2 separate regions of the Mus musculus genome follow, and region 1 is linked to region 2. Evidence: chromatin loops called from intact Hi-C (ENCODE). Cell type or tissue: heart. All regions are shown on one strand. Links, peaks and the distances in the headings refer to the core of each region. The heading gives the core; the rest is flanking DNA. Region 1 overlaps Arsb (arylsulfatase B). Region 2 has its middle 68 kb from the start of Lhfpl2.

Evidence for each region. A loop is a pair of places that touch in the nucleus more often than their neighbours do. Peaks named below come from ENCODE experiments on the same cell type or tissue, not always from the same donor. Only the 100,000 strongest peaks of a DNase experiment are listed, where the experiment ranks them.
Region 1: it touches region 2 in a loop (2.1-fold over the local background); 2 of 42 quality-filtered maps call a loop at or near these places.

What each region holds. Positions count from the first base shown.
Region 1 is chr13:93,851,639-93,860,394 of GRCm38, forward strand. The region is part of intron 4 of Arsb (arylsulfatase B); the gene reads left to right. Among named protein-coding and RNA genes, the nearest start is that of Mir5624, 65 kb to the left of the region's middle. In heart, for the core only: CTCF peaks have their summits at 4,114 and 4,313; DNase peaks (open chromatin) are centred at 993 and 4,393; H3K4me3 peaks cover 532 bases; H3K27ac peaks cover 895 bases.
Region 2 is chr13:93,985,677-93,994,432 of GRCm38, forward strand. No RefSeq gene overlaps it. Among named protein-coding and RNA genes, the nearest start is that of Lhfpl2, 68 kb to the right of the region's middle. In heart, for the core only: a CTCF peak has its summit at 7,526; DNase peaks (open chromatin) are centred at 3,715, 4,575, 6,985 and 7,495; H3K27ac peaks cover 3,027 bases.

The DNA.
Region 1 (8,756 bases), core at 358-8,357, 130 kb before region 2:
TGCATTTTCCCTACCACATATGTAGTAATACATCTATTATTTTGAACCACAAGTCTCTTTTCCTGTCTGTTCATAGGATTTTCAGTTACTTGCTGCTGTCCTGAGCTTGCCAAACCTTCGAGTGCTTCTGCAGTAATTAGCTTATTGTTTCTCAGTTTGGTATTACTGAAAGACTAAGCTGCAGACTCGTGGAGAATTACCTGACCGTCAAGAATGGTTTTTAGGTTTGGGAGAGGAGTTAAATGATTGGTCAGTAAACACTAACACTCCCGAGGGGCCCCCAGATGTAGTTTGCCTGCAAGTTTGTAAAAAGGATAAAAAAAATTTTTTTTAAATAAAGAATTTAAAGTTGAGCATTTTCTGTAAGAGCAAACTATAAGAAAGACAGAAGATTTTACAGGTTTTATTTTTGTTTTTGTTTTTTCTAGAATACATACTTGGTCCTTCTGCTTAGTATAATAGCCACTCGGTCCTTCTGAACTGCTTCTCAGAGGACCTGGAGAACAAAGATTAAGCGTAGCATTGTTATTAAGCGTAGCATCGTTATGCTTTCGGAGAGCAGGCCGCATGCCTCCCTTTGTGCTGATCTTACAGCTTCATCTGAGGAGCTCCCAAACCTGTGCACACCCAAGCTTTAAATTACGAAAAAGTTATCTGCGCCCAGAGTGTTGTAAATTAGAACACTTTTCCGGTTCCCAGTCCCCTCATGACTTTCAGAGAGCAAGTGTTTTCAGTCTTTCAACAGACTTTTGTATCTTTTTGCCCTTAGTACATTTCAAAGAAGAGATAAGAATCTCAGCGGTCTCTCAGTATTCCAAGCAATAGACATCCCTGCCGTCAGAATGAGGAAGTTGCTCTATTTCCGCACTTACAATCCTTCTTGTGAATCCCACAGCCCTGGTTTGGCCTTTCCTCAAATCCATCTTTCTTTATCTCAGCTCTCTGGTGGCCGAGTCAGTTATTTGGTGAATGGCTGCCAAATCACTCACCTTCCCAGCATCCTCTTGGAGCCGCTCAGCAGGATCCTCCCTCGCTGGTTGCTGTCAGGATGGAGGCTGAGGCGGGTGTCCAGGGAGGCCAGCGTCTCTGGCACTTATCTTCCTTGAGTAAAGAAACCACCACAAACCCCTAGAGAGCCTCAGATGAACATCTGGATAAATATTCAGTTTCTGATGCTTCATTTGAATCTCGGGCCGTCCTTACTAAATCACACTGAACTTCATTTAAACCCATGCAAATAGAAAAAGTTCCTGAGTTTTCCCCAATAACAACAAAACCCACCATAATTCAGTCCACTCTTCCGCTTTCAAAAACTTGCTCTCAGTGTAGCATGTGATCTAGCAGGGCTCTAAGCATGGTGCCTGGGAATATAGCTCCAACATCCGGGTTTACCCGGGCCTTAATGCCTGGGTAGTGCTTCCGTGTCAGACATCATGTTAAGGTGGGTTTTGTTATCTTTGCTTTCCAGGCTCAGGGATAAAATATCCTGCCCAGATTCACAGCCCTTGCCTTGAAAGTGTTTCAGTGAAATTAACGAAGTGGAAGTGAAAACAGGTGATCACAGTCACAAAATGGCTAGGTAGATCTTGTTCACACCTAGCCATCATTCTGCTCCTGATTTCTTATGAATCTAAGTCAGAGGAGGGCTGAGGACAGGGTTCAGTGACAGAGCACTTGCCTCACATGTAGGAGACAATCAGTTACACACACACACACACACACACACACACACACACACACACACACACACACCACATACAAAAAAAGGAAAAGGAAGAAAGATAGATAATTAGTCTTTGACTAAAAAGGTCTTGATATTATGTCAAGAACCCATATAATTGAAAAAGGCCCTTGTTCTGCCTGCTCCTTGTGTCTGAGCTGTCTGCTTTGTAATGGCCATGTGACTGCCCTTCTGGTTTCAGGTTTTGTTTTGTTTTGTTTTGTTTTTTAAGATTTATTTGGGGGCTGTCAGAGCCATGAAGCTGGGGTTACAGGCAGTTGTGAGCTGCCTTACAAGGATCCCGAAAACCAAACCTGGGTCCCCTGCAGAAGTAGCGAGTACTGTTGATCACCCAGCCATCTCTCCAACAGTCTGATTTCATCTCTTTTGACAGGTCAGGTTACTGCTTACAAAGGAAGAAGGGATCTTGTCTCTTTGTCTTACTTATACCATGAGAGGAGGAATTTGTATGTCTCATACACAGGCTGCCATGTTCTAATCTAGGGGGGCTCTGCCACATGGCAGAACTGAAAATGGGTTTGCTAAGCTGCAATCTGGAGAGCCTCTTCCAGACCAGGGTTTTCCAAAGTGCTCTTCTGCAGCCCCCGTGACGCTCGGCATGACTGAGCAGGTACCCAGGGGACAAGCTATTCTTGTATTTGCAGGTTTGATACTTGCTCAAACCCTCACTGGGGCCCGATACCTCACTTGATAGTCATCTGTCTATTAGAGTAGCATCCTCTTTCTGTAAGGTCAAGGTCAGGCAATGGCTGGGCAGGGCCTTAGAGAGCCGTGTAGTGTCCAGCGTCAATTCTCAGAGTCTTCACTCGCTATTTGGAGTTGGTGGCCTTTTCTTCATGTATTTGTTCTTTTTCTGTGAGCAGGTCCTCTGTGAGGTCTTGCAAACACAAACAATAAACTTCCTTCTTAGCCCTGAGGAAAGAGGCATAAGGAGGAAAAAGCCACAAAGAGCCAATAAAGAAGATGGAGAAAAGGGTGTGGCCTGGAGAGGTTTGGGGTACTAAGTGCCAGGTTCACAAGAGGTCTGACGTTTAGGCCTTAAGGTTTGAGTCCAGCGGACATGAAGGAGGATGTGCTTATGTGAGGAAACCGGTTTATGCGAGTTAGCCTGAAAGGTCATGGTGTATTCTAACAGTGGGAGAGCTTAGTTGTGCGTGACCGAAGCGTAAGCACTCATAGGCTTGGGTGCCCACAGAGCAGGCTGAGGCCATGCGTGTAAAGGATTCTTTCTGTCAGCAGGGTTGAAGTCTCAGCTTTCCTGTGATGGGCAGTCAACTGGGCCTTTAAACATACATGAGTTTGGATCTTTAAAAAACCACCCCTGGTGGCAACTGGATGAAACCTGCTTAGCCCAGGAGCCCAGGAGGGGGACAAGCTTACCCCAGGCAGGTGGCAAGTCCACGTCCAGCCCAGGCAGAGGTGCTTGAACGTGGCCAGACAAATGTGCATTTGAGCATCCGGCTTGATGGCTACGTTCTCAGACTATCTTAGTGCAAGGATATTGAATTTCCCTAGACCTTTAGATAACACTAAGACACAGATTAATTCTCTATTTTGCATTTAGTAATGTAGAAAATGAATCCAAAAGAGTCGGCTATCAACCAGCAGGTACAGCTCTGGGACAAAGAGCCTCCCCACCCCACCTCCCTTTGCAGAACGGTGTTTCTCTACATTTACCCACCACACCCCCAAGGTTGCCCCTTGTAGAGAAGCCTGGTGAGAGGGTGAAGAAGGACACTTTGCTTTTTGGATCAGCGGGAGGAGGAGGTCTTGGGGAAGCCTGGGCTACACAGCAAAGCCACTGGACTGTCTGGGGGAGGGAGGTCCTGAGAATCAATGTTGTCATGGCTCCATTTTAATTTTTATCAGCTGGATACAGATGAGGTGTCAGTTTCATAGACTTGATGTTTTTGCTCAGATTTTTGGCTAACTGATGCTTTTCCATGGTTTCTGACAGTTATTTTTATTTGATAATGAATAATAAAGTGAGATTTGCAGTCTACATCTGACAGCATTTGTTTTATTTTGACAGTTCTTTTCTAGACAGCAAAGGTTTTATAATTAGGTTTTGTGTCTGCCAAAATGTTGCTGAAAGGAAAAAAAAAAAAAAGAACATTTCTCTGGAAAAAAAAGTTTCATAGTTTCCAGCCTGCAAAGCTGGAACCATCTTATTTTGATTTGGAAGCTTTTGCAAAAGTCAGTCAGGAAATTAAACCAAATTTTCTTTTGAAAATGAATTCTTATCAGGAGAAAATTAACCCTGGCTATGTAGAGATTTAGGAGGGAGAATTAGAAGGGGTATGCTTGAAGTATGGTATTTCAATAGTCCTTGTAAAAATCTTCATCTGGATGGATATAGGAAACTCCCTTTTCTACTGTTTTATGAGAGCACATGCATTCTTGCAGTGTAGAGGTGCCACCCCCAGGGGGCGCTGAAGCCTACACCACTCCACCACCCCCACCCCCACCACCCCACCCCCCCCCCCCCAGCACATATGGAAGAATCAGGTGGAAATCATAGGTGTGGCAATTGACAATACTTTCTGCTTAAAGCACTCTTGAAAAGCTGACAGAGGAAGCCATGTTGCTGACCGGAGCTAGGGAGGCTTATCATTGCTAATGGCAGAAACAGCGTGGCGCGATAATCACAGAAACAGTCCTACTACTCACTGCCTTGGCCCCTGGCCGACTGGTGCGAGTTCCTGCAGTAGCGGCAGTGGCCGGATTCGATTTACAATGTTTTCCTCTCTGACTCACTCCTTCAGACTACTTACGATCAGATAGATCAGATCCCAGACACAGCCGCCCTTGTCCCCACCACCTCTGATCTCCACCGCTACCACCATCCAGTACTTTCCATTGAGCACAAGTATGTGGGACCGATAACCACATAGTAACTAGTATTTCAAAGAACGGTGTCTGCTTAAAAAAGAGACAACAGCCTCGTCTGTGGTACTGTGGCACTTCTGTTTACAGCGTGTAGACAGCTGAGCAAAACAGGATCTGTGCTGCCCCAGCCATTCGTGGCACCAGGTTATAAGTATTCCCTTCTTGATCATTTTTTAAAAATAGTTTATTTCTTGAGCTTATAGTATAAGTACATCATTTCTCCCCTCCCTTTCCTCACTCCAAACTCTTCCTTATACCCCTCCTCGCTCTCGCAAATTCATGGCCTCCTTTTTCATTATGTTTTATGCATATATGTATATACATATATACTCTTAAATATATAAATACACTTCCAGTCTGTATAGTGTTGTTTGTATGTATGTTTTGGGGGATGATCACTTAGGGTTTGATAGCCAGCTGGGGTCCTCTTCACTGAAGAAGTCTATTTCTCCCACTCTCAGTACTCCTCGGCTTCGAGTGTATTGTTGAGCACATGTGGGGCTCCTTCTTTGAAGTGTTGATGTATTGGCTATAGAGTCTGACACTCTGAGTATTGAAGGTGATTTGGAATGTGTGTTTTATAAACTTGCATGAGTGATTGAACCTTGAGTTTGGGGTTGGGAGAAAATGCAATACGGGATGCATAGAGGTGGGTAAGGGGTTCAGTGCCCTGACAGCTTTTATAGAGGCCTGGGGCTTGGTTTCAGGAATTCACATAGCACCTGACTACTGCTTATAACTCCAGCTCCCAGAGACCCAGTGCTACCTTCTGACCTCTGCAGGCACCTGCACACATGTGCACATGAACTCACAGAAGAACACACACATAAATATTGAAAGAAATCAATGGAGTTTAAAGAAAAAGTCATATACACCTTTGATATCAAATTATGAGATCCATTGTCACCAGGCACATGCAGAAGAGATCTTACCTTCATCTAGCCTAACCTAAGACCCCTCTACACTCTTCTCTGTGAAGCAAAGAAAGGAGCATGTGTCAGAGACTGCATGAGAAGCCTCTGTGATAATGGATCCTAAACATCTTTTATAATAGCAATAAAAGAGGCCCCTGGAAGTGACTCTCCTCCCTCTGTCTCATGGGAGGAGTGCATTAGCTCTGCTAGGCTGATGATGTTGCTTATACCTTGCTTAGGGAAATGAAGCTCTTTTAAAAGCCCACACTACACTAGGAATGTCAGGCCCTGGCACTATAAGGCAGAGACTGGAGCTCAGAAGTCCTCACTAGATGCCTAGCTTTTCCATTCTCAGCTACTTCCTCCTCCTTCTCCTCCTCCTCCTCTATCCTCTTCTTCCTCCTCTTCTTCTTCCTCCTCTTCTTCCTCTTCCTCCTCCTCTTCTTCCTCTTCCTCCTCCTCTTCTTCATCCTCTTCTTCCTCTTCCTCCTCCTCCTCTTCTTATTCCTCCTCTTCCTTCTCCTCTTCTTCCTCCCCCTCTTCCTCCTCTTCTTCCTCCTCCTCTTCTTCCTCTTCCTCCTCCTCTTCTTATTCTTCCTCTTCCTCCTCCTCTTCTTCCTCCTCCTCTTCCTCCTTCTCCTCCTCTTTCTCCTCTTCCTCCTCTTCTCCATTTCACAAGATCATTATAATCTAGACTTTTGGAAATAGCTGTGGATATGATAATAGTCACAACTATTTATTGAACACTCAGGAATTAGGAGCCTTGGCAAAAATAATCCTAAATGGTATAATGCTGTGGGAAATAAAATAAAAAATAAAGAACTCAGCAAGCTCCTGCTCTTGTTCCGGGCACCTCTCTACCTTGATGGTCTGGCTGGCCATGCACTGGTGGGCAATGGCTGACCTGTTTTTACCTCTGACTCAGAGCTCCAAAATCTTTCCATCCAGCTCTCTAGGTTCCCATAGATGGGTGGTTACCACACCAGCCCCATGCTTCAAAGCCCTGTGACCTTTGTTGCACCTCAGGCAAACCCACACTTTGCCACTGTCCCTTTCTCTCTTGAACCCAGATGAGCCTCTGCATGAAGGAAAATGGAACACAATCGCTGGGTGCAACAACTAAAATCCTAACTTGTAAGCCTTATTAAATTTAAATCAGGTGGCAAATCCCAATGGATCCACCTTTGAAACTGGGAGACACTCATAATTACATCTTGTCCTCATGCTATCCCTGTCCAAAGAGGACCTAACTCTCTCCTGCTTCCTCTTTTCCTCTGTCCAACCTAGAAGTCCCTCCTATTTGCCCAGTGACTGGCTCCTGTATTTATTAGATGATTGGTTCATAAGAACAGCACCAGTCATATCCACAAAAGTATAATTTTATTCTAACCTTAAAACAGGAGGAAGAAATTATAGTCTTCACAAGGAAGATGGAGAAACTGAGGTAGCATGCTGTCCCTGGTCACCCAGTAGTGAGTAGCTGCCCTTAGCTGTCAGTTATGTCTCTGTCTAATCTTAGGCTTTGGAATCTTGTGAAATCCAAGTGGTACCTGATGTTGAGTTAGTACTTAAACGTTTTGAGTTATTGTTTTCCATAGACACCCTGTGCTGTATTATAGAGTCCTCTGTATTCAATGCTTAGGGCTCTGTTTCAGTCCACTATGTCCACCATGGTCTGAAAAATAGTAAGTGGAAACTTACAAAATAAATAGCTTCCAAATTTTTGTTTTTGTTTTTGTTTTTTTTCAAGACAGGGTTTCTCTGTATAGCCCTGGCTGTCCTGGAACTCACTTTGTAGACCAGGCTGGCCTCGAACTCAGAAATCCGCCTGCCTCTGCCTCCCAAGTGCTGGGATTAAAGGCGTGTGCCACCACGCCCGGCAGCTTCCAAGTTTTAAACTGCACTTCCTTCTGCATGGAAACTTGTAGTGCAATGCAGTCTTCTGTCCCACTGGTATGTGGAATGTTCCTTCATGCACATATAGTGTGGTAACCAGGTACACAAGAGCAACCACAGGCACAAAGCTTTGAGATTGGGTCTTTCTGTATCATCTAGGCTGCTCTCAAATGCCTGGACTGAGAAACATCTTCCTTCCTCAGCTAGGACAACAGCCTTTGCCACTGAACACTTTTAAAATAACTTTTACAACAGTATACTATAATTGTTCTATTTCATTGTTATTGTTGTTGATAGTGACTGTGCCTAACTTAGAAACCATACTTTATGCGGCAGGAGAAATGGGTCAGCAGTTAAGAACACTGGCTGCTCTTCCAGAGAAACTGGGTTCAGTTCCCAGTCCCCACATGGTGGCTCACAGGCATGCACATGTTGCACAGACATACATGCAGATGAAACACCCATACATATAAAAATAAAAAATAAAAATTAAAGGAAAATAAATTGGACTTTATTATAGGTGTATGTATAGGAAAAAAACAGAGTGTGGTTCCCCGGGTTTCAGGTATCCACAGGATGTCTTAGCATCCCCAAGGACAAGAGAGTTCTGTGTGGAATGTTCTATGGAGCAAGTTAGTCCTACTACCCTCTTATGATTCACTTGAACAATGGTGGTTTTGAAAAGTAATGCTTAAGTATAATATGCATGCACATAAAATTTTTGCATATATTTGCATATCTAAGTATTTGTATGAAGTTACCTTAGCACCTGGGTACTTTGGAAAGAAATATGATTCTACAAATTTGGAACACAAGAAATACCACTGCTTCTTCTCTATAGTCCAAACTCAGTGCTTAGTCCTGAGCCCTCACCTGGCTCATAAGAGAAGTGAAGCCCTTCCCTGCCTTCCCTGGTGTGCTGTGAATAAAGTTTCATCTCGCCAACCTGCAGAGAAGGAAGGGACTGGGCCCACTTCTCCTCCCAGCTGCCCTGTTTGTAGGCTTTGAAGAAGCCGTTGCCTTTCCCAATTAAGAAAGGGCTCTGGTTACTAGAGAATGGGTTGATAATTCAGACACCAGTTTCAGTGCTAGAAGTTTTCTTCCAGGGCTCTGTCTCTGTCTCTGTCTCTGTCTCTGTCTCTGTCTCTGTCTCTGTCTCTCTCTCTCTCTCTCTCTGTGTGTGTGTGTGTGTGTGTGTGTGTGTGTGTGTGTGTGTGTGTGTGTGTAGCTCTGGCTATCCTGGAACTCACTGTGTAGACTAGGCTGATCTAGATCTCAAAGATCCACCTGTGTCTGTCTTCAGAGTGCTGGGATTC
Region 2 (8,756 bases), core at 489-8,488:
GAATGCCAGAGGGAAGAGTTGGAATGAGGTAGTGGCGTGATAGGGGTTTAGCCTTGATCCTTGGAGAAGAGTGTAGGCCCATGCTTCCCAGAAAAGCAGCAGTCTGTCGCACAGCGTGGTCTGCGTAGATAGGATGGGGAGGGGCAATATCGGTACTTTCCTGGGAAGTAAGGTTATGAGTATGTGTAATGTTTCTGTATTTTGAGCAGGTTAGCCATAAATCTTGGCAGCTGCCTGGAGGAGGAGGATGGGATGGAGAAAGAAAAAAGGATGTGCAGTTCGAGTTAAGCCAACATGGCGATCAGCCAGATGGCGTGTAAGCAGAGTGGAAGCTTTTTTTTTTTTTTTTTTTTTTTTTTTTTTTTTTTTTTTGGTTTTTGGTTTTTGGTTTTTCGAGACAGGGTTTCTCTGTATAGCCCTGGCTGTCCTGGAACTCACTTTGTAGACCAGGCTGTCCTGGAACTCAGAAATCTGCCTGCCTCTGCCTCCCGAGTGCTGGGATTAAAGGCGTGCACCACCACGCCTGGCAAGAGGAAGCTTTAAAGAAAGGAAAAATGTCCGAAGAACCAGAAAGAAGCTCCAGGAAGCTCAGAGACAGCACTAGACCACCGGGGGCTCTGGGGGGGAAAGTATATTATGTAATTAAAGGGGTAAGTGTTCCTCCTATCGCTTTATAGCTTAAGGTGAACCTGCCTCCCCAGGGTCGGTCCTTTGGGCAGGTCATTGGCTGGCCTAACTGGATTATTAACCCTTAAGGGACAACGGAGCACCTTGTCTTCCCCGGGGGCCAGATTCCATTCTAGCAGGCAGCAGTTTTTCTCTTAATGGGCCTTCCTGGCATTGTGAAAGAATACAACTTGACTTAAAAAAAAAAAAAAAAAAAAAAAAACGACGAAGACGACGACAACAACACCACCACTTAGAAACTGCACCCCACAATGACCAACTTATCAGCTTTTCCATGTCAGCTGCCAAACAGAGGTTCTTTAGTCGACCTAATAAGTATTGTCAGAAAATGTGGTAGGCAAATATGCAGTAGAGAAATGCTCTCTGCAACAGATTTTGGAGTTTATGCCCTCCAAGAGAAAGAAAACATCTACCACTGCCCCACATGAACAGAACAAAACAAACCAACCAGCCAAACAACAACAACAACAAAACAAGTATCCACAAAACATCATTAACATCTGAGGTATTTAAAAGAACTGAAAGGAACCACAGTAGGAGCCTCTTTCCCCCAAGACTGTGCAAGGTTTCTCAGGAGAGCCCAAGCCCAGGACATGGGGGTTCCTGAAGACTTAAAAACTGCTTCTTAACACATAATCACATTCAACTACGATCGCCTTTCAGGTGTTCGAGAGCTCTTGAGCGCTGATCAAAGTCATCCACAAATGTAAAATTACCACCTAGAGAGCTCAGGCTATAGTTATAGGATTTAGGGAAAGAAGAAGTCTGAATTATATTTGGAACCAATGGTTATTTCTCAGTAAGCATCTCAATGTTTTGAAAACTCTAAGTTCTGTTTCCCATAACTCTGTGGACGAGGCTGTCATGAGAAACTGTTTCTGCCTAAAGTGATGGAGATCATACAAACATCTGATTCCTCTGCTGGCTTTCTGATTATTGGACAGAGAAGTTCATATGACATTGGTGTTAAGGTGGTTGCTTGAGATTCCTGCTTCCAGCTGGGCTGTTGGGTAGGGAGCATCTCCTAGGAGATGGAGGCATTGAAAAGCTCATAGGACAGGGCCGTGAGCTCACTTGATCCATCATGGCAAGACTGCCTTTGGTCTGGGACATGCTCTTTGAATATTTTAAAACCAAACTGAGGAGAAGATCACAAAGATTAGTGTCTCTGGTTTGCGATTTTAGGAGTCAGACATCTTCTATCCCAAACTCTGACTTAGTTTTCTATAATGGTAATGAATAGATTTTTCTCTGCCAACAAAATGAGCCAATTCAAGCCGAATTGAGAGGAAGGGGGGCAGGTCTACTTTGGGGCTCTAGGATGGGTTCACTAGTCCCAAGGAAGGAGGCCAGGGAAATCACCATGAAGAGAGCCCAAAATGTTTGGATTATATAGGGAAGAGCCTCTGGGGAGGGGGAAGCCTAGCGCCTGGTCTGGAAAGTTCAGGGCAATATGCCAGCCGCATCGTGTAACAGGTCAGGACTGAGAGATGCTGGGAGAACTCGGATGTCGAGCATCTTAGGCACTTGTCTGCTTAGAAACCCAACAATAACACCTTCACAGTTCCAATAAAATAGCTGGCAGGCAATAAAACAGCCGTTCATCTATCAATAGATACAATTTCTTCTGTGTGGTTTGAAGTGTTCTTGTTAGCAGTGTAATTTACTGTTCAGAAGTCTGGACTGCACAGACTCCACGGATCAAATCCCAACCTCATCACTCACGAGTTGTGTCCTTGAACTTCATCTGTGTGCTTTGGTTTTCCACATCTAAAGAGGAAATAGCAACAACAGCAACAGCTACAATATACAATTGGTGTAATTGAGTTAAAACACAAGCCATTGAGGCTAGTGTTTGGCACACTGCAAATGCCATGAGAGAGTTCCTTCCCAAACTAGGTAGCCCTTGCCTGTTATCCCAGCACTTGAGAGGCTGAGGCAGGAGGATCAAAAATTCCAGGATAGCTTGGATTATGAAGTGAGATCACATCTCAGAAAAAAAATTAATTAGGTATCCAATTCTTTAAAGTGTTTGAAGAAAACGAGAGTAACCACTATTAAGGCTGGGAATATGACTTAGTGCAAAGGGCTGACCGGGCAGGCATGAGGGCCTGGGTTGCCTCCTGCAAAACCAAAAGCCTCATTGTTTGTGCAACTTCAATTGCTGTGGCCTGAAAGAGTAAGCACCCCCACCCCCACCCTGGCAAGGTTTCTAACTTATTATTAAAGCCAGCATTAGAAAGAGTGTGGTGGCACATGCCTTTAAGCCCAGCACTGAAGAAGCAGAGGTAGAGGGGCAGAGGGGCAGAGGGGCAGAGGGGCAGAGGGGCAGAGGGGCAGAGGCACAGAGGCAGAGGGAGAGAGGCAGAGGCAGAGAGACAGAGAGGCAGAAGCAGGTGGATCTCTGAGTTCATAGCCAGCCTGTCAGGTCTATGAGCAAGTTCTAGGCAGCAAGGGCTACATGAAGAAACCCTGTTTCAAAAATAAATGAATAATAAATAAATAAATAAATAAATAAATACCAAAAAAGCAAACAAAAGAAAGAGAAAGAAAAGAATGAATGAAACTCCACATTTCAGATTTTTTAAATGTTTTTTTTTCCGAAAAATGATAGATTCAACTATTTTGATGGAGTGGCATGTGTGTACATGTATATGTGTTTATGTGTACATGTGTGTGCATGGGGGGATGACTGTACTTATGTGGTGAGTGTGTGTGTGCCTGCCTGTGAGTGTGCGTGAGTGTGTGTGAGTGTGTGTGTGTGTGTGTCACTGCTGGGCATCCAACCCAGGCCTTCACGCACGCTAGACAAGTGCTCTACTCCTGAGCCACTTCCAATCTCCTCTTGCTTCACATGGGACTAAGGCAGAAATTGTGTCAGATTTTTTTCCAAGCCAATAAAGTAAGAAACCTAGGTGAGATTTCCAGCTAAGCCAGCTTGAGAAAATAAGGTGTTTCCTATCGCCTGTGTCACCTTCCAGCCCTGTCTAGTGTCCCTGGTCCTTTTCCTGCAGTGTCAGTTGTTGGTTGGGCCCTGGGAAATCCCCTACTAATAATAGCTCCTTTGCCCTTCCTGAATGGAGATAGCACTTGCTGGGGAAGATGAATGTCTGCTTTTGTTATTTACAAGTGTGCACGCGCACATCTGCTCACCAGTGCACACACATATGCACACCTCCTTGAGTTTTCACAGCCATTCTTTTCTCTTCCCTCCGCTCCCCCCCCCCCCCAATAACAACTTGGTGCAGCTCTTTAGAAGTCTGGTCATCTGAACAGATCACTCAGGTTAGAGGCTGAGTCCTACGGACAGGCAACCCCGTTAATGCAGAGCCCCTCTGGGGACGTTTCCTCTTCTGGTTCTGTGTGCTTTACCGCAGGCTTGTTAAGCTGTTTCTGCTGAAGGGTGGGCCTCAGAGCTTTTAGGGTCCTGTGTACCCAGAGAGCGGTACCAACCCGGTGCTCATGGAGAAGCTAAGTGTGGGGCTGAGAGAAACTGCTCACCTGCCCTGGCTCTGTGAGAAGACACCCAGTCATGCCTGGAGACAGATGTGGCCCTGCCTATAGCATGCACCGCACTCACAGCCCCAGCAGAGCCACTGTGACTCTGAAGGCACCCTTGTGCCAGCAAGAGGAAAGACAAGCCTGGTATGCGTGGGACAACCAGATAGATTTGGTTTTGATAGGAAGCTTGATTGTCCAGGATCTCCTCTAAGTTGTAGATCTAGGGAGGGCGTCATGATCTCATTGTGCCAGAGACTGATACCAATCTCAGGTCTCCAAAGGCCAGGAAAGTTCTAGTCCTGGGCAGCTTCCCAGCTCTGGCCCTTGTCACATGGTCCCCCTGTAGAGCCAGCCCTGGAATCTGTGCTGTTCAGCAGCCAGGAGCGACTCCAATCGAAGGACCTCCTGCCCCAGCCGGAAGTGATGTGCAGGAGTGAGCCTGAATTCCTCACTTCATGGGTGTGTAATCAAAGAGCCCTGGAGGGCCCAGAACAGACATGCAGGTACTCTGACACAGGACAGGGCCCAGGGGTGGGGAGTTTCTAGTTCACAAAGAACCAGATGGGGCCTGCTCATGTGACCAGAAGGAGTAAGCCTAAGTAAGAAAAGAATGCATTTCTCATCACAAGGAAAGGAGGAAGCCCTGGGGTTCAAACCAGCGCAGAAACGGAAACCACCACCCCCACCAGCAGCAGCAGCACCTACCACACCTACCACTACCATCTGTCCCAGGAAGAGGCCAATCCCTCCCTCCCTCCCTCCCTGAGTATTCACTGTCAGACTAGGTTCCCCCTCCTCTTTATACACCTCTCGGCATTATGGGGCTCCACGCCAGCCACCCATTTTCCATACAGCCAGTTCTTAGGTGACAGGTCTTGCTGCAGCCCAAAAGCTCATACCCTGGCCCTGTCAATGCTTGACTTTTGTGACTTCCTACCCCAATTCCACCTCAGAATGCCTTTCTGACCCCTGTAAGGCTTTACATACCCTTCACTCATCCCATAGGTGTAAGGCAGCCATTGTCACCCTTGCTTTACAAAGGAGGAAACCGAGGCACAGGCAGGAGACAGGCTAGTGATTGGCAGCCTCCAAGGTCAACACTGAGTCCACACTAGTACAACTGTCAGGAGGTGGAGCCAGCCAGGGCAGGAACTCTGCACAGTCTTCCTTTGAAGCAGGTTTCCCCCTCTCAGCAGGGCAGCAAGTATTGCGGATCTTACAGAAATGTTTACTGATCTGAGACTCCAGGCCCTTCCTCTCTGACAGTGGGAAGGAAGATGAGGAAGGAGCTTATGGAAGCAGGAGGCCCAGCAGGCTGCTCTCCCTGGACTGATCCTATAGAGCGCTCTGTGCTGCTCTAGAGTTAGCTTGGAAAAGGTATCTCAGTTGGGAACATGTTTACCCTGAAAGCAGGATGACCTGAGTTCAATTCCCAGAACTCCCTAAGAATTCGAGGCACAGCTGGGCCATGGTGGTGCACGCCTTTAATCCCAGCACTCGGGAGGCAGAGGCAGGCGAATTTCTGAGTTCGAGGCCAGCCTGGTCTACAGAGTGAGTTTCAGGACAGTCAGGGCTACACAGAGAAACCCTGTCTCGATTAAACCAAAAAAAAAAAAAAAAAAAAAAAAATTCGAGGCACGCGGTGCATGTGTGTAATTCCAGCTCAGGGAGGCAGAGACAGGAGGATCCCAGGGCCTAACCTAACCTAATTGGTGAGCCCCAGGTGATTGAGAAACTGCAAATTAACACTGTGCATGATGACAGAACAATCGTAGACTCACCTTTCACAGCTACTGAAGTATCAGGTATTGGAAGCCACTCCTGAGAGGTGCTTGCGATGCTTTGAACCTGACATGCCCCTTGCAAGCATGCATTTGAATGCTTGGTTCCTGGCTCTTGGCACTGTTTGGGAAGGCTCGAGGGAACTTTAACACACTTGGGGTGTGCCTTTGAAGGTCTTACTTGCACCCCACTTTCTGTCTTTCTCTGTTCCTGTCTACCATGAAGTGGAATTCCCCCCAACACCTCCACTCTCCCTCTCTCCTGCTGCCAAGATGGTCTGTCTAAGCCGGGCGTGGTGGCGCACGCCTTTAATCCCAGCACTCCGGAGGCAGAGGCGGGCAGATTTCTCAGTTCGAGGCCAGCCTGGTCTACAAAGTGAGTTCCAGGACAGCCAGGGCTATACAGAGAAACCCTGTCTCAGAAAAAAAAAAAAAAAAAGATGGCCTGTCTAAGCAAATGGACCCAGAGACCATGAGCTGAACCCTCCAAAACTGTGAGCCAAAATGAATCCTTCCTCCTTTAAGGTGCATGTCTCAGGTATTTGGTCACTGTGGTACAATAGTCACTAATACAGAGCTTGACACAAGGGGTTGAGCTCACACGTATGCAAGCTTATATCAGCCCATATGTATGATTTCCATGTTCTTTGTTCTTGTCAATATGCCCTGTTTTGTTTTGTTTTGTTTTTGTTTTTTAGTTCTAACTGGCAGTGTGCTGAAGCAAAGAGAATACCTGGCTCCTTACATAAGCCTTCCTTTCATTAGGTCACTCTCATCCTCACATCTCTGTCTCACAGTTTGCCTCTCTTGTCACATGAATTCCACACTATATATAACCACAGAACCACAGGCCATTGGCTTGTGGGTCAGTAGCTGGACCGGGCAGCTGAGTCAGCTGGCTGCAAGCTGGATGACTGGGCTCAGCAGCCCGCATCTTGCCTGGGCATGTTTCTTAGAAGGGTAGAGAGAGTGAGTGAAATCATACCAGCCACCATCTGATCCAACCCGGTGCTATGGTAACATTTCACTAACAGAAGTGCAGAGTCACATGGCCAAGGCCAGATTCAAGGATTAGGAAGGTGGACCTCTTCTTCATGAAGGAAACTCGGTTGCATGGCCAAGACCATTGGATGCAGGATCGATGTAATGCCACCCTCATCTGGCTCCAGCCAGTGCTGGCTGCACCCATGAGCAGATAAACCCCCCTGAAAGCAACTCCAACATAGTGACAGCCTACCACCCACAAAGCTAGATCTTCACCCCCATAAAAGGTCACCAGAAAGATCTCTGTTGAGTGTTTACAACAAAGCGTATGGCCCCTAACTTGGTTTTTGTTTGTTTAGTTTTGTGGGGCCAGTGTTAGGAGATCATTGTCCCCCATGTCTTCATGTCTTTCCAGGCATTAGCTGTCATGTGTTCCTAAATATAATTTCAAGTGTTTGTACCATTCCTGTTGACACTGGGGAGCCTTTTCCATAACAGTGTCTTCTGCCAAGAGCAGCTATCATCAGACTTCTAAAGATGTCAGTGTCTCCCTTGTACAGAGAACGTCCCTCTGCCTGCCAAGGGATGTAGCACTCCAGTGGCACCTATTGTCCTGGATAAGAAACTCGCTCGATCATCCCTGCAATCTGAGCCTGCTGACCATGTTGTCTCTATTAAGCCAATGCAATTCTAGTGCTTCTGCCTTGCTCGAGTACATTATTTCTTAATGTAATCTCAACTTGCATCCCAATTATATAACAATTTTGAAAAAAAATAAACCCATATGATAGAGACTAGACTAGTGGCTGGCAGTGGGCAGGAATGCTCTGTGTGTTGGGGGGGAGGGTAGAAGGGAGGGTGAGAGTGAGACAGAAGACAGGAGTCATGCAGAGGTGACTGAGTCTCCACCCGACTGTGGCAGGAATTACACAGATCTGTTGTGGGGCTAAACTAGCACAGAATGAAACTTAGGTCCATATTAATTGTCCTATGTATATAGTCCATAGTATAGACAAATAGTTCATCGATGTTGATAGCAGCTGTATTGATAGTTACCAAAACTTGGGAATGACCAACGTCACATTCAGCTGGGGAACATTTCCTATGTCACAATAAGAAATGAGGTTTTCAAACATAAAACAACATGAGGGGGGGAAGCTTAAACATATTATTAAGTAAAACTGGTGTATCGGAAAAGCTACACACCTTGAGGTTCTGTTACAGATTAGCTTCTATCCAAAATACGTGACAGCAGAAGTGCTTTGGGCATTGGATGCTTTAAATGCTGGAATATCTGTATATTTTCCATAAGATACCTTGGGAAGGGACCCCAGTCTAGAGGCTAATTCAGCTTTGTTTTATTTACCCCTACGCAGAGCCTGAAGGTGATAACACAAACATACTTCTGCTTCTGTGTTTAAACTGCCAGAGTCACGTGAGGTCAGGGGTGTATTTTCTCCTTGTATAAGTGATGTATTTAAAAGGTCTGAATCTTGGAGCACTTAGACTTTTCAGATTAAATGCTCAGCCTGAATTTGGCGTTAGGCTCAGAGAGTTTAGGTATTCACTCAAAATCTCCAGCTGATGAGTGAAAGAGCTGGGCACACACCATCCTAGAGGATTACAGTTTTTGTTCTTTCCCTTTAAAACTACTATAATATCTTGTGTCATCTTTCAAAAGGAAGAGAGGAAATCTAATTTGTCTATTTACTTTCTTATCCAGTTTTTAAAAAAAAAACATTCAATCTTGCTCTATATAGAAAATAAACATTTAATAATTTGGTTGGATATGATTACATTTAT